Linked DNA regions of Homo sapiens: region 2 is linked to region 1. The links are chromatin loops, found by intact Hi-C in ENCODE. Cell type or tissue: heart right ventricle. All regions are shown on one strand. Links, peaks and the distances in the headings refer to the core of each region. The heading gives the core; the rest is flanking DNA. Region 1 has its middle 38 kb from the start of RAB33B-AS1. Region 2 overlaps SETD7 (SET domain containing 7, histone lysine methyltransferase).

What was found. Hi-C counts contacts between places; a loop is a spot of excess contacts. Peaks named below come from ENCODE experiments on the same cell type or tissue, not always from the same donor. Only the 100,000 strongest peaks of a DNase experiment are listed, where the experiment ranks them.
Region 2: it touches region 1 in a loop (2.3-fold over the local background); 25 of 110 quality-filtered maps call a loop at or near these places.

The regions. Positions count from the first base shown.
Region 1 is chr4:139,409,901-139,421,699 of GRCh38, forward strand. No RefSeq gene overlaps it. Among named protein-coding and RNA genes, the nearest start is that of RAB33B-AS1, 38 kb to the right of the region's middle. In heart right ventricle, for the core only: a CTCF peak has its summit at 6,371 (motif pointing right); a DNase peak (open chromatin) is centred at 9,641; H3K27ac peaks cover 2,218 bases.
Region 2 is chr4:139,503,988-139,515,786 of GRCh38, forward strand. It overlaps SETD7 (SET domain containing 7, histone lysine methyltransferase), which reads right to left. Exons shown (of 8, transcript NM_030648.4): 8 at 2,051-7,856. The coding sequence ends at 7,676. Among named protein-coding and RNA genes, the nearest start is that of SETD7, 46 kb to the right of the region's middle. In heart right ventricle, for the core only: a CTCF peak has its summit at 5,946; no DNase peak of the experiment used is centred there; H3K27ac peaks cover 3,670 bases.

The sequences.
Region 1 (11,799 bases), core at 2,245-10,244:
TGAATGAAAGAGAATTGAGGCAATGCAAAGAGTATAAATAAATATTTCAAAAGTTTGTTAAGAGCAGGAGAGACAGAGACTGGCAGCTGACAGGGGATGCCCAGAGAGAATTTTCTTTCTCTTTTTTTGTTTTAATTTAAGATGGGAGAGATGTATGCTTGCCAGAAAACAAAAAATGTAGCCAGGGAGAACTGAATGTGGAAGATAGGCAATATTAAGGAATGCTGAGGAGGCAGGACACAGGGGAGACATTATAATCTCAGACAGGAAGAAAAACATCTCTAGGGAGAGGGGAAAGGATGGCTGTGGAAGCAGGTAAGTTTGCTCACTTACTTATTCAACGAATATTTTTGAATGCCTGGCAGATGTAAATGCTGATGATACAAAGTGAACAAAACAAAGTATTGAACCTGTATTTCAGAGGGAAACTTACATTTCAGGTGGGACTACATAGAGTCAGGTGTGCTGGTGTGTGCCTATAATCCCAGCTACTTGGGAGGCTAAGGTGGGAAGATCACTTGAGTCCAGGAGCCTGGGCAACATAGTGAGACCCCTATATGAGGGGAGGGGAGGGGAGGGAAGGGAGAAGGAAGGAAGGAGAGAGAAAAGAATGGAAGGAAGGAAGGAAAAAGAAAAGAATGAAAGGAAGGAAGGAAGGAAAGAGAAAGAAAAAGAAAGAAAGAGAAAAAGAAAGAAAAGAAAGAAAAAAAATCTCAATATCAATGTGGGGTAAGTGCTATGAGGAAAATAAGCATAAGGAGAGGAAGAAACCCTTGCAGGGGTATCTGTTTAAAATGAGGTACCTAGGTTCAGCCTCTCTGAGTTAGAAAATGAGAAAGTAAGGCATTAAAAATCTAGAAAGAGCATTCCAGGCAGAGGGAACAGCAGATGTAAAGGCCCCAAGGCAGGAGTATGCTTGGCACCATCAAAGAACAGGAAGGAGGGCTGGGAGCGGTGGCTCATGCCTGTAATCCCAACACTTTGGGAGGCCAAGGCAGGAGGATCACCTGAGGTCAGGAGTTCGAGACCAGCCTGGCCAACATGGTGAAACCTCATCTCTGCTAAAAATACAAAAAATTGGCTGAGTGTGGTGGCAGGCGCCTGTAATCCCAGTTACTTGGGTGGCTGAGGCAGGAGAATTGCTTGAACCTGGAAGGCGGAAGTTGTAGTGAGCCAAGATCACAGCATTGCACCCCAGCCTGGGCAACAAGAGCAAAACTCCATCTCAAAAAAAAAAAAAAAAAAAAAAAAGAACAGCAAGGAGGCCAGTGCTGCTGGAGCACAGTAAGGTAGCAGGAGAGAGGTCTGAAGTCCGAATGATAGGCTGGGGTCAAATCACATAGATCTAGTAGGATTTGGTAAGGACTTCAGATATTTAGTCTAAAAGTGGTGGAGAGCTCTTGGAAGGTTTTGAGCAGAGAAGTGACATGATCTAATTTATGAAAGAATAACTTTGGCTGCTATGTGAACAATAAATGGCAAGCAGCAAGAGTGGAAGTTGGGAGTCCAGTTAGGAAGTGACTACAGTAGTCCAGATGAAAAATGATGATGGCCTGGACCAGGGTGGTGGTTGTGGAGGAGTAGGAAATCACTGAGTTACGAATCTAGTCTGAAAGCAGAGCTCACAGTACATACTGAGAGACTGAAAGTGGGGTGTGAAAGAAAAAAGCAGAGAGCATCAAATACCTCAGATAGAACACTGGCTAAGATAGAAATGGTTCCTTCAAAGAAATCCTAGCCCGTGTGGATAAGTATATAACAAGGGAGAAGGGAAGGAAGTGTGTATTTGCTAGATGCCTCTATGTCCTAGTTTTATGTGTCATCCCATTAAATCCTCTCCACAACCTTTGGTGATATTATTATCCTTAATTGTAGATAATAAAATTAAGTAATTAAAATTTAATGTAATAGTTTCTTCGTCACAGCTAACGTGAATTTTAACTCAAGACTGTCTAACAGTCAAGCTCTTTTCACTAACACTGTTCTCCAAAAAATATACCTGAAGAATAGGAAATAACACTCATAATAATAGTACAAATAAAAAGATTAATTTTGAAGCAAACTAATACTTGAAAAAAGCAGCTTTAATTAGACAATGATACAAAAGTACGTATTCATTTTGGGACCAGTTCTGAATGAGACTTTTGGGGACTTCAAGGGTTTCAGAGTCTAACTGCACTCATTATTTCAGATTTCTAATTTCCCTTTTAAATGGCGGATTTATCCCTAGTACAACTTTTACACTTATTAACGTTGATGCCATTTGTTTTTTCTTTTGTAAACTGAGGTAATACATAACATACCATCTTTACCATTTTAAGTGTACAGTTCAGTGGTAATAAGTACACTTATATCCTTTTTCCCCCTTCATCCCCTACTCCATCCCCTCCTTTCTGGCTTCTGGTAACCACCAATGTACTCTGTGTCATCATGAAATCCACATTTTTAGCTCCCATGTATGACTGACAACATGCAATATTTGTCTTTATGTACTTGGCTTATTTAACATAGTGGTCGCCAGTATCATCCATGTTGCTGCAAATGAGAGGGTTTCATTATTTTTTATGGCTGATTAATATTTCATTGTGCATACATACCACACTTTATCCATTCACCCATTGATGGGCACTTAGGTTAATTCCATATCTTGGCTATTGTGAACAATGCTGCAATAAACATGGGAGTGCAGATATCTTTTTGATATACGGATTTCCTTTCTTTTGGATACATATTCAGTAGTGGAATTGCTGGATCATATGGTAATTCTATTTTTAGTTTTTTGAAGAACTTCCATACTGTTCTTCATAGTGGTTGTACTAGTTTACATTTCTACCAACAGTGTATGAGGGTTCTCTTTTCTCCACATCCTCACTAGCATCTGTTATTATCTGTTTTCTTAATACAAGCCATTTTAACTGGGGTGAAATAACATGTTGTTTTAATTTGCATTTCTCTAATGATTAGTAATGTTGAGCATTTTTTCATATACCTGTTGGCCATTTTTATGTCTTCCTTTGAGAAATGTCTGTTTGGATCTTTTGCCCACTTTTTTTTTTTTTTTTTTCAAGATGGAGTCTCGCTCTGTCATCAGGCTGGAGTGCAGTTGTGTGATCTTGGTTCACTGCAACCTCTGCCTCCCAGGTTCAAGCGATTCTCACTGCCTCAGCTTCCCAAGTAGCTGGGACTACAGGCACATGCCACCACACCCGGCTAATTTTTTTTGTATTTTCAGTAGAGATGGGGTTTCACCATGTTGGCCAGGATGGTCTCGATCTCTTGACCTGCCTGCCTTGGCCTCCCAAAGTGCTGGGATTATAGGCTTGAGCCACCCCACCCAACCTGCCCACTTTTTAGATTATTTGGCTTTTGTTTTTTTTGTGTGTTTGTTTGTTTTGTTTTTGGCTTAAATTGTTTGGTCTCTTTATTCTGGTCATTAATCCCTTGTCGGATGGATAGTTTGAAAATGTTTTCTCTCATTCTGTGGGTTGTCTCCCCCACTCTGTTGAGTGTTTCCTTTGCTGTGCAGAAACTTTTTAGCTTAATGTAATCTCATTTGTCTGTTTTTGCTTTGTTGTCTGTGCTTTTGAGGTCTTAAACAAAAAAATCTTTTCCCAGACCAAGGTCCTGGAGCACTTCTCCAGTGTGTTCTTCTAGTTTTGTAGTTTCAGGTCTTAGATTTAAGCCTTTAATCCATTTTGATTTGATTTTTGTGTATAGCGAGAGAGAGGAATCTTGTTTCATTCTTCTGCATATAGTTATCTAGCTTTCCCCCACACCATTTATTGAAAAGACCATCGTTTCCTCATTGTATGTTCTTGGCACCTTTGTTAAAGATGAGTTGGTATATCTAGATTCTCTATACTGTTTCATTGGTGGTCTATGTGCCTATTTTTTTTTTTTTTTTAATGCCAGTACCATGTTATTTTAGGTATTAGAGCTTTGTAGTAAATTTTGAAGTCTGGTAGTGTGATGCTTCCAGCCTTGTTCTTTTTGCTCAGGGTTGCTTTGGCTATTTGGGGCTTTTATGGTTCTGTATATATTTTAGAATGATGCCCTTTGTGTTTGATCCACAAAAAGGGAGACATCCAGAGCTGAAGAGTTTTCCCTGAGAATTTTGTCAAGAGCTAGAAGAGAAAGGGGAAGAAGTACATGAACAACTGCATATGGTGATATTCACTCTTAAGTCTGCTATACAGAAATTTAAGGGGTGGGGGGCGGTGGTTATAGTGTGGAGCCAGGAACCCAAGGAAGCCTATCCATAGTTCCACATCGCTGATGTAATTCTTAGTATATGGACACTTGAACAATTCAATATATTAATAAGTCTAAATTTCTATCTGGACAAGGGTCTGGGGTAAGGAGCTGGGGGTATTTTGTTTCCTTATATGTTGCGGGAAGTCAGGGACCCCAAATGGAGGGACCGGCTGGAGCCGTGGCAGAGGAACATAAATTGTGAAGATTTCATGGACATTTATCAGTTCCCAAATAATACTTTTATAATTTCTTATGCCTGTCTTACTTTAATCTCTTAATTCTGTTATCTTCGTAAGCTGAGGATGTACATCACCTCAGGACCACTGTGATAACTGTGTTAACTGTACAAATTGATTGTAAAACGTGTGTTTGAACAATATGAAATCAGTGCACCTTGAAAAAGAATAGAATAACAGCGATTTTTAGGGAACAAGGGAAGACAACCATAAGGTCTGACTGCCTGCAGGGTCAGGCAAAAAGAGCCATATTTTTCTTCTTGCAGAGAGCCTATAAACAGACATGCAAGTAGGAGAGATATCGCTAAATTCTTTTCCTAGCAAGGTATATTAATATTAAGACCCTGGGAAAAGAATGCATTCCTGGGGGGAGGTCTATAAATGGCTGCACTGGGAGTGTCTGTCTTATGTGGTTGAGATAATGACGAAATATGCCCTGGTCTCCTGCAGTACCCTCAGGCTTATTAGGATTGGGAAACTCCATCCTGGTAAATTTTTGGTCAGACCGGTTCTCTGCTCTCGAACCTGTGTTTTGTTGTTTAAGATGTTTATCAAGACAATACATGCACCGCTGAACATAGACCCTTATCAGGAGTTCTGCTTTGCCCTTGTCCTGTTTCCTCAGAAGCATGTGATCTTTGTTCTGCTTTTTGCCCTTTGAAGCATGTGATCTTTGTACCTACTCCCTGTTCATACACGCCCTCCCCTTTTGAAATCCTTAATAAAAACTTGCTGGTTTTGAGGTTCGGGTGGGCATCATGGTCCTACCGATATGTGATGTCACCCCTGGTGGCCAAGCTGTAAAATTTCTCTCTTTGTACTCTTTATTTCTCAGCCGGCCAACACTTATGGAAAATAGAACCTCCGTTGAAATATTGGGGGCGGGTTCCCCTGATAATTATACTTCTCTCAGTAAATGTTCATACTGTCTTTACTGTCTTTTCGCTCCCTCCCTCCTTTCCTTCCTTTCCTTTCCTTTCCCTCCCTCCCTTCCTTCCGGACAAGGGTCTTGGGGCATTTTGTTTCCTTATACTTCTCTCAGTAAATCAATCAATCCTTCCCTTTTTTTTTTTTTTTTTTTGAGACAGAGTCTCGCTCTATCCCCTGGCTGGAGTGCAGTGGTGTGATCTCGGCTCACTGCAACCTCCACCTCCCAGTTTCAAGTGTTTCTCATGCCTTAGCCTCCCAAGTAGTTGGGATTACTTTAGTAAAGACATGGTTTCGCCAGGCTGGCCTCGAACTCCTGACCTCAGGTGATCTGCCCACCTCAGCCTCCCAAAGTGCTGGGATTACAGGCATAAGCCACCACACCTGGCCTATACTGTCTTTTCATCCATGAGAAACATAACACAAAGACTGGGCATATGCTAAGAGTTGTCACCAAAACACTGAAGGAACGGACAAGGAAAGGGCAAGGGTACGTAGTGGAAGGGGCAGGGGCAATTAATGGGCTAAGAAGGTACAGTACAGAAGGTTCAGGAGAGGGAGGTAAAACTCAGAATCACTGGCTGTATCCCAACTATACAGCCTTGGGTAAGTTGCTTACTTTTTCTGAGCCTCAGGATCCTCATCTGGTAAGTAGGGATAAGTGAGAGTAAAAATAGGACCAACCTCATAGGCTCCTGTGACAATAAAATGATATAATCCATTTGAAGTACTTAGCAAAACGGCTCAACAAATGTTTGCTACTATTATTAAATTTCACTAACAGTGCAACTTCAGACAAGTGGCTTAAAGTCTTTGCCCTTTATTTCTTCAGCTACAAAATGATGGATAGAACCAGGTGATACTGAAGATTTCTTTATAACTTTATATAATTATGATGTTACGTGCATTGTACTCAAGGTGGTAGAAAAGAAATTAGAAATCTCCCTTGGTTGCCACCAGGTGGCAGTAATGAGGAATTTAAGTACCATCCCATTTTGGGGAAAGCATACCATTTTTCAGTGTACAGATGCAGAACTATTGTTAACATTTTGATATATAATCTTCCATCTAGGTTTTTTTCTTCACAGGTATATGCCAATTTTTATTTTACAAAAATGTGGATAGTATTAGACATCTGTTTTGTAATCAGCTTTTTAAAAAACATAACAATATATGGCGATCACCTTCCATATCAATTAATGTAGTTCTACATCATGCTTAAGAGCTCTGTGGTATTCCACAGGAATTTATTTAAACCATACTTGGTTAAAACCATCCTCTACTTGTCAAACAATCAATGTTTTTAATTGGATTGGCATTATAACATTATAGACAATGTTTCAATAAATATCTTAGCCATATACTATCTAGTTATTTCTCAGGGAAATTTTCCAGAAGTGGAATGTCTGGGCAAAGGGTATGTACTTAAAAAAAAAACTTTTAATATATACCACCCATTTGTCTTTTCCTATATAGGTTTTTGTGTCTAATAGAGCAAGGTCCCTTATCGATGCCTTTCTTCAAAATATGAATTGGCTATTCTGAAGCATTTATTCTTCATGGTGAAATTTACAATCATTTTGTCAAATTTGCCCCTTCCTTTCCTCCAAAAATTCCACTGGAATTTTGACTGATATTGTGTCCATTTTATAGATTAACTTGAAGAGAGTTTGCATTATTACAATATTATGTCTTTCCATCCAGCAGCATGGTACTCTCCTCCATTCATCCATTTCCTCTGTCGGTAAATTTGAGTACTATTTACCATTTAGTTTACTTCTGAATATTTTATATTTTTTATTACCATTACTGGGTTTTTTTGTCCTTTTTGTTTTTTTTGTTTTGTTTTGTTTTGTTTTTTTGAGACAGGGTCTCACTCTGTCACCCAGGCTGGAGTGCAGTGGTAAAATGTCGGGTCACTGCAACCTTTGCCACCCGAGTTCAAGTGATTCTCTTGCCTCAGCCTCCCAAGTAGCTGGGATTACAGGCACATGCCACACCAATTTTTGTATTTTTAGTAGAGATGGGGTTTCACCTTGATTGCCAGGCTGGCCTTGAACTCCCGACCTCGGATGTTCTGCCCACCTCGGCCTCCCAAAGTGCTGGGATTACAGGCATGAGCCACCACGCCCAGCAGAATTACTGATTTTTTAATTGGTCACATTACTAGACTTGTTTAATGGTTCTAATATTCTTCAGTTTATCCATCCACTCTACAAATATTTATTGAGTGTGTACAATGTGCCAAATGCTATTCTGGGTCCTGGAAATAGCAGTAATAAATCTGTTCTCCAGGTCTTTATATCCTACAGAGAGGAAATACTAAACAGAGAAATATATGACAGGTGGTGATAAGTGCTAAGGAGGTGGTGGTCGGGAAAAGCATAGAAAGGAGGATGGAAAGTGACCAGGAAAGATATTCTTTCAGATAATGTATTAAAATAAGCCCCCTCTGATGAGCTGAAGTTTGAGGAGACACCTAAAGTGATGTTGCTTTTCTTGGATTTTCCTGGTAGATATTTACTTATATCACTATGCTCTTTCCCAGTCACAGCAGGATTTCCAAGCTCCTGGAGATTGCCTGTCCAGTGGCAGCAACACCAAAGACTTAGACTGTAAAGAAAGCCTCTAAAATTCCCAGTGTTCCTGGATTTAAATAACACATCCAGAGTTCTTCCCAGTCACAACTCCAGCTGGATTTTAGAGGCACAAAGAGCTGAATGTGATCCTGGTAAATCTACCCCCGACCCATCACAATATCCACCTGCTTTATAAACTGCCTAACAGAACAATTCCAAGAGATTATAATAACACGCTACAAACTGCTTAAAAGAACAATCCCAAGAGGCTATAATGAGACCTTTTTTTAAAAAAATAGAAATAACCCCATCATACCTCATTTCCCTATTTGCATCTTTTAAAGTCCATTGTATAGAATTGTAACACCATCATGCTTTGCTCTAATATAGCCTAATTTCCCATTCCTTTTTTTTTTTTTTTTTTTGAGACGGAGTCTTGCTCTGTCACCCATGCTGGAGTGCAGTGGTGCGATCTTGTCTCACTGCAAACTCTGCCTCCCGGATTCAAGCAATTCTCCTGCCTCAGCCTCCCAAGTAGCTGGGATTACAGGCATGAGCCACCACACCCAGCTAATTTTTGTGTTTTAGTAGAGACAGGGTTTCACCATGTTGGCCAGGCTGGTCTCGAACTCCTCACCTCAGGTGATCTGCCTGGCTCGACCTCCCAAGGTGCTGGGATTACAGGCATGAGCCCCTGTGCCCAGGCTCCCACTCCTCTTAATCTGTGTTGACCCTTCCACTGTATTGTCATCAGTCAAATCCCCTAATCCTTAACACCTTTTCTAAACATTCCTTTCATTTTCTTACTCTAACCAAAACCTAACCATCTCCTAATAATATTGCTTTCCTTGCAATACTCTCAAATTGTGTCTGCTTTTAAAAATTACTCAACCCACTTACCAAAGGAGCCTAGAGATGAGGTAGGTGTCCTGCTTATTCCCCACTGCCAATTCCAGACCTTTTTTCTCCTTTGAAAATTCTAGTTCCCTTGACCATATCATCCATTCTCCTTTTTTTTTTTACAGTCGTCTACTGTCTTCCTGGTCTCTCACCCTCATTGCAGAAGAGCTTAGCATGCAGTGTCTTGTTTTCCTTTCCACTGCTACTGCTGTCATTATTCTTTTTTTTTTAGATGGAGTCTCGCTCCGTTGCCCAGGCTGGAGTGAGTGCAGTGTCGCGATCTTGGCTCACTGCAAGCTCCGCCTCCTGGGTTCAAGCAATTCTCCTGCCTCAGCCTCCCGAGTAGCTAAGACTACAGGTGCCTGCCACCACGCCAGGCTAATTTTTTGTATTTTTAGTGGAGACAGAGTTTCACCATTTTAGCCAGGGTGGTCTAGATCTCCTGACCTCGTGATCCGCCTGCCTCGGCCTCCTGAAGTGCTGGGATTACAGGCATGAGCCACCGTGACCGGCCAGCTGTCATTATTTTTAACATTAACAATTCATCTATTACCTTAGCTATGGATGGTGCTATGTAATTTGCCCTGCCTGCTCCTTCACCTTCACATCCTGCCACTCTCCCCTGTTAAGTCAGAAACTGTGAAGTGTCTTAGAGTTTGTCCTTCTTGCAAGCTAATAGGTTAGCTTGCCACAGTTTCATATACATATACTGCCAGAAGACACCAGACTGCTGGGCTGGTGCCATAAAAGATTTGCTACTGAAAGCACAAAGCATTTACAACACCTTGTGTCATTTCCCCATGCCCCATTTCCCGTAAGGCAACAGATGTTTCCTGTGCAGTGGGTTGCATCACAGGAGAAGAATCTTAAATTTAGAAGCCTCCAAGCTTTTATCAAAGCTGCTGGTGACCTACCCATTCCTCCCATTCAGGAGAGAAATTATTCATTATCTTGAAATGTAAGTGAATTTCCTCTGGGAAGAGGAAGAAGGCCCCTCTAGGTTTATCACCCTGGAATGTAACACACTCTGGGGTTTGGGAGGTGGATATTAATATCATTATGCGCTTTCTCACCTACAGAAGACTAGTCTGAACTTGTGGCAGGAACCTAGCCAGCTTGATTGCCTGCTAAAACAAAAATATCAACATTCTTAATAGGATTTAAATAAGATCCAGCATCTCAAAACAGAATATTCAAAATATCCATGATACGGTCCAAAATTACAAAGCAAACAAACAAAAAAAAAAACAACAAGAAAATCTCAATTCATATAGGGAAAAAAAAGGACAATGCTGAGATAACACAGATGATAAAATTGTCTGATGAAGGCTTTAAAGCAACTACTAATATTTGTTAGGAGTCTATTCTCCATTGGTCTCTTGCATTTCTACAGGTGTTCTAGGCAAAGGCATTAACAGCTTTTTCTCTGAACTATCTTTTTTAGCTGTTTGTATAGCAAACATCCTTGGAAGATAGAATGTCTTCCTTTGGGACCAAGGACAGATTTTTTTCCTTCCAGGATGAAAAAAAAAAGATAATGTCTCTCTCCAGGGCAAGGCTGGGCAGGTTTGCTGGCCCTTTATTGAAGACTGGTGTTTCCCACAGCATTCATAAATCCCACTACATATACAGGTATCACCAGGCCCTCACAGCATCACTGTGTGGGAACTGAGGCTCAGAAAACTGGGTTAAATGCTGATACTCTGCCTCCTGCTATTCGTGTGGGTAATAAACTGTCCTTTGTCTCTGACCCAGGAGTCTCGTGTCTTCTGTCACTATTCATGAAATTGTGGCAGCCTAACTTGTTAACTTGCAAGTAAGGTAAAATATCAGACCCTCCAAAGTTCTTGACTTTGTTATAACAATTCTCCTACAAGCAGTCACAAGCATTTTTGAAGCCAATAAGAAAAAAATAGAAAGTATCAGCAAATAAATAGAAGACATAAAGAAGAATCAAATGGATATTTTAGAACAGAAAAATACAATAGCCAACATTTAAAAAAAATTCACTGGATGGTTTCAATAGCAAGGTAAACATGACAGAGTCAATGAACTTGTAAATAGATCAATAAAAATTAACCAATCTGAACAGCAGAGAGAAAAAAGATTTGAAAAAACAATGAGTAGAATCTCAGAGACCTCTCGGATAATGACAAAAGGTGCTGAAAAATTTAGAATAATGGAAGAAAAGGTCTCAAATTTGGCAAAAGACAAATCTACAGATTTAAGAAGTTCAACAAACCCCAAACAGGTTTAACACATAAATTTATACCCAAACACATCACAATCAAAATGCTGAAAATGAAGACAAAGAAAAAAATCTTGGAAGTAGCTAGAGAAATTCAAAGTACTACCTACACACAAACAATCTGAATCACAGCAAATCTCTCAGCAGGATCCATGCAAACCACAGAAGTGGCACAATAATTTTTTTTTTTTTTTGAGACGGAGTCTTGCTCTGTCGCCCAGACTGGAGTGCAGTGGTGTGATCTAGGCTCACTGCAAGCTCTGCCTCCTGGGTTCATGCCATTCTCCTATCTCAGCCTCCCAACTAGCTGGAACTACAGGCACCTGCCACCACGCTCGGCTAATTTTTTTGTATTTTTATTAGAGACGGGGTTTCACCATGTTAGCCAGGATGGTCTCAATCTCCTGACCTCATGATCCACCCACCTTGGCCTCCCAAAGTGCTGGGATTACAGGCATGAGCCACCGCGCCCGGCCAGAAGTGGCACAATAATTTTAAAGCACTGAAAGTGTCAACACAGAATACTACATCTAGTGAAAATATCCATCAGGAATTCAGGTGAAATAATGGCATTCTCATATGAAGACAAACTAAAAGAATTCATTTCTAGCAGAGCTGTTCTAAAATAATTGCTAAAGAAAATTCTTCAGACAGA
Region 2 (11,799 bases), core at 1,556-9,555, 93 kb after region 1:
GGCTGTGAGGGAGCTAGCCCCTGAAGGCAAAGCAGACAAGCTGAGAAAGGCAGAGTGGAAAGATGGGAAGAACTTGGTGGAGCTGCTGAATTAACTGTAGGGCCACTCAGCACTTCTTGTTATGTGAGATAGTAAACCTTCTTTATTACTTAGGCCATATTGAGTTGAGCTTTGATGTTTCTTGAAGCTGGAAGCATTCTGATACTTACAGAAGTAAAAATTTGGTAGCAATCTAGATGGATCCATTAATCTTTTTCCGTGTACATTATAAGAAGTGAAGCTCTAAATTCAAAACCCTGGCTTTTGGTTTTTGTAAATAAACAAAACTTAAGGAAAAACACATTTATCGAGCAAACCACTATGTCGTGAGGGAATTACCATGATCTATCTGTCTATCTGTCTATCTATCTATCTATCTGCAAGGTAACAGTCATTTTCTGAAATACTTTTGGAGCAGAAACCCCTTTTCTGTTTTTCCTTTTTTTTTCAGCTTCAAGAGGAGGAATGGAATTTCTTCTTCTTCCTCTTATTTTTCAACTAGAGGCTTCTTATTGAACAATCCCAAATCAGTCAGATGCTGAATTGAAACTAAATGAAACTACAGCATAAAGTCCTTCGATAGCTGTTACCTAGTTCTAGAGATGACTGCTGAAACAATTTCACATTTAATATAAACTAGCAGTCTGAATGATTCCAAACATTTAAACCCAAAGGCAGATATTGGTAACCATCCCATTAGTATAGCTGGGATGGTTACTAATTTGGTCTAACATAATTTTGTCTTAATTTTCACATTACCTCATTCTACAACATTTGGGCCCAAATCAATCATCTTAACCCATGAAAGTTGCCCAATCTTTCACTTTCAAGGTTAGCTTCTTAAGCTTCCCTCAGTCTGTATTAAATTTTTAATCCTGTATTCCCCTTTCCCACAAGGAAGAAGAATATTAATATTGTGATTTGACCCATGCGTGTTAGAGGGTGAAGCCTTGCCTGAAAGATCTAGCATGTGAATGTGTCTGTGCAGGTGGAAAAGCTGATCCAACATCAGTTTGGACCCAGTCATCTCACTCGTTTCTGTTTCCTTCCTTCCATGGAAGGAAGTGTGATAAAATCAAGGATTGGGCAACTGAGGGAGGTAAAATAAAGCAGGAGATCTCATGGCCTGCTTCAGTTTGAGGCCTAACTGTGCCTCGTGTAGCCCTGCCAAACTTCCTAGAATTCACTTCTTTGGGGTCCTGGGCAGAAGGCCCAGCTAATAATGAGGTACTATGTTGACTCCTTTTGTCACTGGCTTTTGTGCTTTACAAATGTTGACTGGCTGGGCACGGTGACTCATGCCTGTAATCCCAGCACTTTGGGAGGCCAAGGCAGGCAGATCACTTGAGGTCAGGAGTTCAAGACCAGCCTCGCCAACATGGTGAAACCCCGTCTTTACTAAAAATACAAAAATGAGCTGAGTGTGGTGGTAAGCGCCTGTAATCCCAGCTACTTGGGAGGCTGAGGCAGGAGAGTCGCTTGAATCCCGGAGGTGGAGGCTGCAGTGAGCCAAGATTGCACCACTGCACTCCAGCCTGGGTGACAGAGTGAGACTTCATCTCAGATTAAAAAAAAAACGGAAATGTTGACTGTGATTAGGGCAGGAATAAGGGATTGCCAGGGTTCTCAGCTCAGACTCATCCTCAGACTGCCAAAATCTACCACAACGTCTAACAAAATTTCTATATTTTCTTTAAATCATGAATTGAAGTTTCCTTTCAGCTATTTGCCCTGATCATCTCATTTGCATTCCATACCCTTACCATGTATGTATTCAATCCGACACTTTCTGTTGGTGTGGCTAATCCTTCTGGATTTATGGGTGTATGTGGAATCATATCAAATCCTCCGCTCTTACTAGAATGCTCTGAAAATGATAAATGGCTAATAATATTTTAAAACAACTTAAAATGTAAAGTTCACTTAGTAATTTAAATATACAGGTAGACACATTATAAGAAAACCATTATTGCTTTTCTAACCTAGATGACCAAAGGAAGACAATGACAGATGATTGTATATTTTGTTTAATACTTGCATTGTTTCTATAGCGCAATTATAGCAATCTTTAAATTTACTTTCATTACAAATATTTGTCAAGTTTTGTTTCAGAAACATTTTTCCTACTCTCTTGCATCATGCACCCAGACACACTACAAAAAACTCATTCATAACACAGTAAGGGCAAACATTATTCATGTAAACATCTTTCATTAATTTCCCATAATTTAAAAAAATCATAGAATTATAGATATTGAATAAGGCTCATAGTTTTAGTTCAAATTCCACAAGAGACCAAAGATGCTCGTTAACCGTGATGGGGTTAACTTTTGGTTGCAATAAATGCTGAAAGCATACCCCTGGCTTCTACTTCTTCAACATACCTCACAACCTAATAAATGTATTTCAGGATAAAGAGAGAACATAGAACACCCAGGAGGAAACTTTTGAAGAAGGGAGCTCAGAATCATGGACATAATTTTCCTATGTGATAAGCAGGTATTACGTAGTCCCTGTAGCTTCCCAATACATGAATCAAGGTTAATTATCATAAACCAAAATGTAACCAAGTAGATATGTTGATACATTGGCATGTGTGTTCGTATTGCTACTATACACAGTGAAAATTTATCCTAATATGTATCATTTCATTATATCCAGGACCAAAGTGGAAAAAAAACCCCACTCAAGTTGAATATCATCATAAAGGAGTTTTTGTTTGTTTGTTTTTTCAATAACATAAGAGTCAGGAGAGTTGGGAGGTATGTCCTAGGGATGTGATTGACTCTTGACATTTAACAACTTTGAACAACTGTGTGTAAAGTCACAGACAGAGGAAGCAAGGATTTTTGTTATCGGAGGACGTCTCTCTCTCTGGTTGGAAGTTTGGTGCTTGGGTGCATAGTCTTCCAGAGCTGAGACAGGAAATGTACTGTGCTGAGAAATGGGCCCCTTGCCAGATGCTCCCCTCTCCTTCCTCTCTGCGAGGCAGAAGTCAGAAGGTAGAGATTGCTGGCAAAACTGTGAAGTCCCACCCTGGGGTCTCAACCCCAACTCCACTGAGGGCAGCCTCCCTGACGTGTGTGACTAGGCAGTAAGGGTGGCGGTTGATGGCGGCCGGGAAACCGAGTTTCGAGGTTCACATGGCCAAGTCTGGCTTCTGATTCTGCTGCCCTGCAAAGAAATTGTGCTCCAGATAACTGCACCGGTGTCTCTAATGCCTCTGATTCACTCTCAGGCCCCTCAAAGGCCTGCAGTGATATCACTAAAAGGTGAACACACCTCCATTAGCACCTAACTTCCACCAGGAAGCGGCTGAGGCACTGGGGAAGCCTACGAGCTCTCTCCACGTCAGGTGCAACAACGCCGAGGAAGTTGCTGAGAGTCAGAGTTATTGTAGGCTTTTGATTTTTAAAAATCAAAATTGATCTGCATTACATCTCAATAGACTCAGATAATTCTCACCAAAATTTTTGTAATGTGTTTAAGTAGCACTGGAATAATTCAACTTCATTTAAATATATTCATTCTATCATGAAAATATTTCATACAAACATCTATTTACATACAAACACATTAAAATTTGTGAAAAGGGTTCCCACCCCTGTGGTTGTATGGCTTGAAATAGTTTCATTGCTTTGAATATGTACGCACACATTTGGCAAAAGAAAACTATTACAATTTAGTATTTTTAAAATTAAAAAAAGTGACAACGAGTTTCCAAATTCCTGAAGGGAAAGATAAAAGAAAAACAATAATAATCTATCAAGGTACCCCAAGTAGATGTAAATTTGATATACTTTGTGAACCTTTGATCTGTGGCAAATAAACATTACAACTGTCAGTCTTGCAACATAGTTTTGCTTGTTTTTCTAAAACAAAAGATATCTGGATTCTAAGTCACTACTCTTAAGACAGAAGCTTGAGGCAACTGTTTTAAAACAAAGCAAAACAGAAAATGATACCTCTACCTTCTTGGAAGATTTTAAATGCATGTTGCAGTGAGTGATTTAAATTTTTATATATTAAATGAAATTTACGAAAAGTGCCACATACTGTCTCCTGGAGAAGACAACCCTTTAATTCACTGTTCACAATTAATGCAATTTTAATAGTTATATTTAAATGTTAAAAATTGTTACATTTGGCCTCATTGGCCTTTCTGGGTGGGTCGTTGGTGATAAGGAAATAGTTTTTCGAGTGTGAAGAACCCCCATAGGGCAAATAGGTTTAACTACAGTCCTAGACAGGTTCAAAGAGCTCTTGGAAAACTAATTTCCTTCTTAGTGTCTCAGGTAGATCAAGGATGAAGCAAGTTAAAATAAGAATAGGTACTACAAGACTCAAGAACTCCTCACTGCTTTCTTTTTGATCCCATCATTCCTTTGTGTCGGAAATTCAGTCTTTCCAGTTGTTTTTGTTAGTCCATTCAAATGTCCATTTGGGGACATGCTCCTACAGGTTAGTTCCTATTCCTAACTCTAACACAAGATAATATTTCATCACAGAAAAGATGCTAAGGGAAGATCTGGTCATGCAGGAGTTGGACTGAGACAGCTCTGAGTGAATCTCCTTGAGATTACAGTGTCGCACACACACATAGGCTCCCGCTGTTTTTCAGGAGAGCATAAAGTTATTTCTTTATTCCCCACCACATGGAATCTTCCACGTCTGCTGTGATTCTGATGCGATGAAATGACCAGATGCAGCGGCTTCCTGACACATTTCCTTCCCCAGCAGATGTAAAGTAGAAAAATACATTCTGAGTATTCTTTTCCACTTGCGTTTAGGTTCAAACGGGAAACAAACCCTTCCGTCCTCAGCTGTTAATTCCTTATAGAACCTCCACTCCCTTGACTTCTTTCCCTACCTACAGAACTCAGTGAATCTCAAGCCTTACTCCGATTCCAACCTGCCACAGAGCCTTACATTTGGGAGTATGTGTGTGTGTGAGGGGAGGGGTGGGGAAGACAGAGCCAGAGACATAAGCAAACAGAGAGGCACACACAGAGGAAAAGCCAGATGAGCAGAGTCCCAAAGACATGCACAGAGCCAGAGAGACTCAAGAAAGGTCAGTGCAGGGGACTTGGAACAGGGAACAGGAGAGGGCAGCTGGGGCTGCTGTTACCCAGGATGCCCAGGCGTTCTCACATATGCAGAGAGAAGAGGAAAGAGAGCCGGCCAGAGAAAGAAGAGCTGGAAGACACAGAGAGTATGAAGAGAGTTGGGAGGAAGACATGGTGAGGCTCAGCGTGGATGCATTGCTTCCTCTGATTTGCGTGGAGGTCACAGACACACTGCTGAGTTTTAAGCTCAGAGTGTTACCATTCAATATCTCATCTGAAGAACTGATTAGCAGACTAATCACTACTTACAACTCTTCAATTCCTTCTATCCAATGTTGAAAAAAATTCCATTTGAATGGGATAATTAGAGTAGCCCCCACTTAGGACGTAAATTGTACCCCACTGCAGCCAGGACCAGAATGCTATCACTCTCAGGAATGAAATCATTCAGAGCATAGCTGCATCGGGGGCATGACCAGCACTATCCTCTCCCTGACCGTATTCCCTGACCTGGCTGCACAACCCACTTGATCGAGGTTAATGCAAGCCATCTTTCTCCTGAAGACAGTCACTCCCTTTGGGCACATTTAAATTAAAGCACCTATCAGAATGCAAGTCCAGAGGCCCTGGCCCATCCGTCACAGTGTATAGAACGGTCTCTTTCTACAGAGTAAGAGTGACCCTATCCTGGTGCCTTTAAATCTAAAAACTATTCAGTTCCTTTGGTGGGCAATCTTCCTGGAAGCACTGACAACTTCCTCTCATGGGTGAACCATTGGCTTAAGCTTTCAAGCAGGGATCCAACTGGATCTCCCTGAAACCACTGCCACCTAGCTGCAAAGCATGCAACCGGGTGCTCTAGGAAGCCTGGTGTTGCAAAGAAGGGAAGGGCAACTCTGTCAATGTGCCCAAGGGCCACCTGAAATGAAAGTCATGAGCAGCCTGGGATTAAGCACTTTTGTTGTAGTCTTCATAAAGCAATGTGCAACTGACAAGAAATAGCAAACTTCCTTCTGCCTATGTCCTCACTCTTCTTCCACTGAAGCCTTCTCTCATCAGCTGGAGCTCACTATCTGCTACAGCTTGGAAGGCCTTCGCTTTCCAGACCAAACTGACTCAGGTGACAGGAATCACAGCTGACAGCTACAGATCAGCACAACAGCTGCTCTCCAGTCCTTCCAGCCGCTGCATCGAGGTGTCTAAAAGAGACAAAGCTATGGCATGTGGTGAGGGTGCTTATAAAAAACAAAACTCTCAGGATTCATTCAGAGCAATCCCAGTGATGTTACAGATCTAATTAGCTAAACTAAAAAAACAGGGGTTTTCTCCTTATTTCTGCAGTTGTGATTACACATGGCTGGCAAAATGGCTGAAATGCTATTGATAGTGTTGCTTTTAAACTATACAGGTGTTCAGTCTTAGTTTACAATGTTTTGAAGCAGGTAAGTGCTTTGAAATTACAATGATGAAGAGTTTTAGCATCAAGGTTTGATTTGTACCTAGTAATCAGTGTGTCTGCCTTAGTAGTACTGACTAAAAAAATTTTTTTTTGAATTCTGTTAGAATTCAAATTTGCTGTTTGACTTTTGAATTCAATGCACTGTGCCACAAGCCTGACCGCGCTATGTTATGTACATTTAATGTGTACTCAAGGAGGAAAAAATTACTAGCACTACTGAAAATATTGCAAAATTGCCATAGTTACCGCTTAGAGATACTAGTTTTCTTCTCTTCTTTCTTAAAGTATATATTACAACTCTTCCATAACTTAATGCAAACAAAGTAAATTCATTTCTTCTCACATCTTAAAGCAAAGATATCTTTGTTTACATGCGAGAATAATATTCTATAATAATACCCTGGCCCTATGAGCCAGTACTTTATATTAGGACATAATAATAAAATGATGATATAGAAAGAACCAGAGAGACCTACACACTGCTATTGATGCAAAAATCCATTTGGAAGTTTTCTCTTGTAAAGGGTATCTAAGAAAGAGAATAGGGCTGAGGGGTGAAATGACTTTAGAAGTGGGCTCCTATTTACTAAGAAAAAAACCAAAGCCATTCTATTGCAAGATACAGATCAAAGGTTAAAAGGCAAATTATACTACATTTAGAGAATAAAGATGTAGTAATTGTCAACCCTTAATACGGCACATATGCAAGTGTGCTAACACAATTTGCACTGGCCATAGGAAAAAAGCACTATGGAAAAACCACTGACTAAAAATGACTGAAAAACCCCGTTTCCCTGTTTCAGTCTAATCATTTGGCATCTCCGAATGTGGTACAGATTTAGACTTGAACCACCAAAGAACATCACGCTGTCTTATGTCAAATGCTCGACAATACCTCTCAGTAGGACGTTGTTGCAAGGCTAGCTAATTTTAAATCTGGTATGAGTAATACAGTCAAACCTAGTTAGTATGCGAGAAAGTCGTTGCTAACGCATGGTGAGAGGATGTGACGTCACAGCATGAGCAGTCCCTGGTTGTCCCATTGTCAGATAAACGTAGTGCATAGATCCAAGTTTCTATTCCAGGTCTCTGAACCCCAAAGCCAGGCCTTTCACTTTTGCTGGGTGGCCTGGAAGGCCTTCAGCTCCACCTGGTACCACTCAGGGGCTTCAGGCCCACTCTTCCCGGGGGGGCTGTGGTCATAGCCATAGGCAACGGTGAGCTCTTCATCGGCCTCCACTGCTCTCAGGGTGCGGATGCATTTGATGGGCCCAAAACGGGGGTGGACAAACCTAAACATCAAGATGCACACAGTCATTCCCGGGCCAGACCAGGAGGTTGGAAGCAAAGGCTAGGGAGGGGCTGATACAGGAATCACCCCCAGGCACTCTTCCCTGGGCACACCTGGTATGTGCCCAAAGTGTGGTCACCCAGCATCAGTTTCACCCGAGAGCTTATTAGACATGGAGCATCTCGGCCCCATCCCAGACCTGCTGGATTGCAATCTGCATTTTAGCGACACCCCCAGGCGATCCACTGGTGTATTAAAGTTTGAAAAGCACTGCTCTGTTTTTTAAAGCATATTTGGCACCTTGCATTTATAAACCAACAATCATGATCAACAACAAAAATCTGTCGTTAATGAGAAATCAGATCCAGTGCAGCCCGCCAGCATTTGAGCTTGTCTGGCCAGCAGCATCAGATTACGTGGCTGTATCTCAGGGAGAAGGCTTCACCAGAGTGCTTTTGGAGTTGTAAGAAAGAGCCCTGTGGATTTTCAAAGGCAAAAACTCTGTATTCCACCCTATACATAGAGAGGAAATATTATTTTCTAGCATGAAAGTAGATGAAGATTTCTTCCCAAGAGGGAAGTCTAGACCTCTCTGCCAACCTGTTTATTTAGTATTTCCCTGTGAAGCATCCTATGAAGAGAGCAGTATCTCCTTCCTACAACAAGTCCTCTTGGGACCAGAAACGAGGTTAACACTATGGCTATGTTCATTTGCCGAAGGCTCCCAATCCTGTTCATCTGCACAGCTCCCTGCAGAACAGGCAGATAAATAAGCAATAAATAGACTTAGCTCACCTAACAGCTGCTGAAATGGATACATGTAAGGCATGGCCAGAAGAAATCAGCTTTATTTTTATATGCATCTGGTCAAATCAATCTCATTCATTTAGAGTCTTTTTTTTTCTTATTCTTTTTTTTTTTTTTTTTTTTTTTGAGACAGAGTCTTGCTCTGTTGCCCAGGCTGAAGTGCAGTGGCATGATCTTGGCTCACTGCAACTTCCACCTTCCAGGTTCCAGCAATTCTCATGTCTCAGCCTCCCAAGCAGCTGGGATTACAGGTGTGTGCTACCATGGCCAGAAGATTTTTTGTATTTTTAGTACAGACAGGGTTTTGCTATGTTGGCCAGCCTGGTCTTGAACTCCTGGCCTCAAGTGATTGGCCCACCTTGGCCTTCTAAAGTGCTGGGATTACAGGTGTGAGCCACTGTGCCCAGTTTATAGTCATATTTTGCACAAAGGGTTGGTGAGACAGCAAAGGAGAAGGTTCCAGGCCCTAAGTTAGATTGGTGCTTGGCGGCTGGACATGGTGGCTCACCTCTGTAATCCCAGCACTTTGGGAGGCTGAGGGGGGTGGATCACTTGAGGTCAGGAGTTGGAGACCAGCCTGGCCAATGTGGTGAAACCCCATCTCTACTAAAAATGCAAAAATTAGCTGGGTGTGGTGGCGCACACCTGTAATCCCAGCTACTTGGGAGGCTGAAGCACGAGAATCGCTTGGACCCAAGAGGTGGAGATTGCAGTGAGCTGAGATTGCTCCACTGCACTCCAGCCTGGATGACAGAGTGAGACTTTGTCTCAAAAAAAAAAAAAAAGAAAAAAAAGATTGGTGCTTGGGGCATGATAGTAAGTACTTGGCTGGTTCCTTCTATCAGTGGTGGAGGAATGGGCATGTCTATAGCTTTGGGACTTCTTTTATGTGGAGTAAAAAGGAACAACCTTTACCTCACACCAAAGGGGCCTCTATGTCCACCCTCTTGGGTATCATATCATGTTTTGTGGAAAGGACACTTGGTGTCAGAAGACTTTGGTGTGAGTCCTGATTCAACACATTTTTACTGCATCCTCTTGGAAAGTTCACCTTATATCTCTGAATCTCACTTTCCTCATCTGTAAAATCATGATAATACTAGTAATAGTTATCCCATAGGGTCTTTGTCATGACAAAATGGGGTCACATATAGAAAGCACCTTATACAGTGCCTGGCACAAAGTAGGATTCAACTAATATTGGTTACTGCCTGCCTGTGAGCATGCATGTGTGAACACAAAAGTGAACAGTTATCAGCCTGTACTCCACCACAAAGAGATGCGTGGACTGTGGATTCAGGAATTCCTTATGAAAATCACAACTCTTTGCTTAAATTAAAATATTTCACTTGGCTGGGTGCAGTGGCCCATGCCTGTATTCCCACCACTTTGGGAGGCTGAGGCGGATAGATCACCTGAGCTCGGGAGTTCAAGACTAGCCTGGGCAACATGGTGAAACCCCACCTCTACCAAAAATACAAAAAATTAGCCAGGGGTGGTGGTGTGCACCTGTTGGTACCAGCTACTTGGGAGGCTAAGGTGGGAGGATCGCTCGAGACTGGGAGGCAGAGGTTGCAGTGAGCTGACATTATGCCACTGCACTCCAGTTTGGATGACAGAGAACCCATCTCAGAAAAAAAAAATTAAAGTAAATTAACATATTTCACTAAAAAAAATGTTCCTGAAATACAGGTTGGTTAACCTCTGGTACACTGAAAAAAAACCAAAAAACAGACCCTGTGTTGAATTTCCAGGCCTAGAGCTTCTCTTATAATCCTCTTTTATTTACATTTTCCTGTTCATTATCATCATCATTTTCAGAGTGTAGATAAGGGACAGACTGAAAAGAAAGAATTCAATTTCAGGTGTTGATTGTTGAAGATGACCCAAAGGCACAGTGGTTAAGAGCCTTAACTGCTCTGCCTTGGAGACCTGCTTTTCCTGTCTGTGATCTCAATGGTGATAGCAGTGGCCTCACTGAGTTACTGGGAGGACTGAATGAGACAATGCATGAAGAGCATCTAGCACAGCACCAGCCCGTAGTGAGTGGTCTATAAACGTGAGCTACACGATTAGCAGTCAAACCAAACCTCTGTGCCAAGTGGCTTAGCCTCTTGTCTACAGGTTGTCTAGGAAAGCAGCTCTTATCTATTTGTCCATTTGGCATTTTGTACTAGATTGCGTTTCAAACAGCTTATGGAAGTGTTTTGTTTATGTTAAAGTGTACATATCAGGGCCAGGCATGGTGGCCCACACCTGTAATCCCAGCACTTCAGGAGGCCGAGGCAGGTGGATCACATGAGGTAAGGAGTTTGAGGCCACCCTTACCAACATGGCATAAACCCGTCTCTACTAAAAATACAAAAATCAGCCAGGCGTGATGGCGCATGCCTGTAATCCCAGCTACTTGGGAGGCTGAGGCAGGATAACCACTTGAACCTGGGAGGTGGAGGTTACAGTGAGCTGAGATCGCACCATTGCACCTCTAGCCTGGGCAACAAGAGCAAAACTCCACCTCAAAAAAAAAAAAAAAAAAAAAAGGGTACATATCAATACCAATGATTTTTGAAACAAATGAATACCATAAATTGGTATCTGAATTTCATATTTGGTTATTATTCAAGTAGTCTTCTCATTACCCCAAATAACTAAGATTTGGTCACCCTGGGCTTGCTTGCAAACAAACTAACAAACAACAATAAACAAAATGAAAACCTGCAGAGTACAGGGACTTGGTTTTGTACAAATGAAATCTTCTCTTGTCTCCTGTGCTGTCTTCCTTTTGGTGAGAAAAATCATGTCCTTGCAATGAAATCAACAACCTGGTTTGTTTTAAAGGAGTGGTCTTAAGTAGCATTTATGATTGTTTGTTACCACCCCTTTAAAGGGTTGTTGTTAAGCTGTGTGCAGCTTGGAATGACACTTTGGCCTAATTCACCCTGGCCATGAAAGCCTTGGAGTTAATCACAGTGTCAGTTTCATTTCACATGACACATGTCCTTTGCCATTTCTACCCGTCCTTTAAACAGAAGTTGTAGCTTCAGTGCTTGTTAAGGGCTGCCAAGGAGAGCAAGTCGTTGCCAGGAAAATTTTTAAGCCATTTCAAGGATGCAGGGATGGACATTCTTGAGGAACCT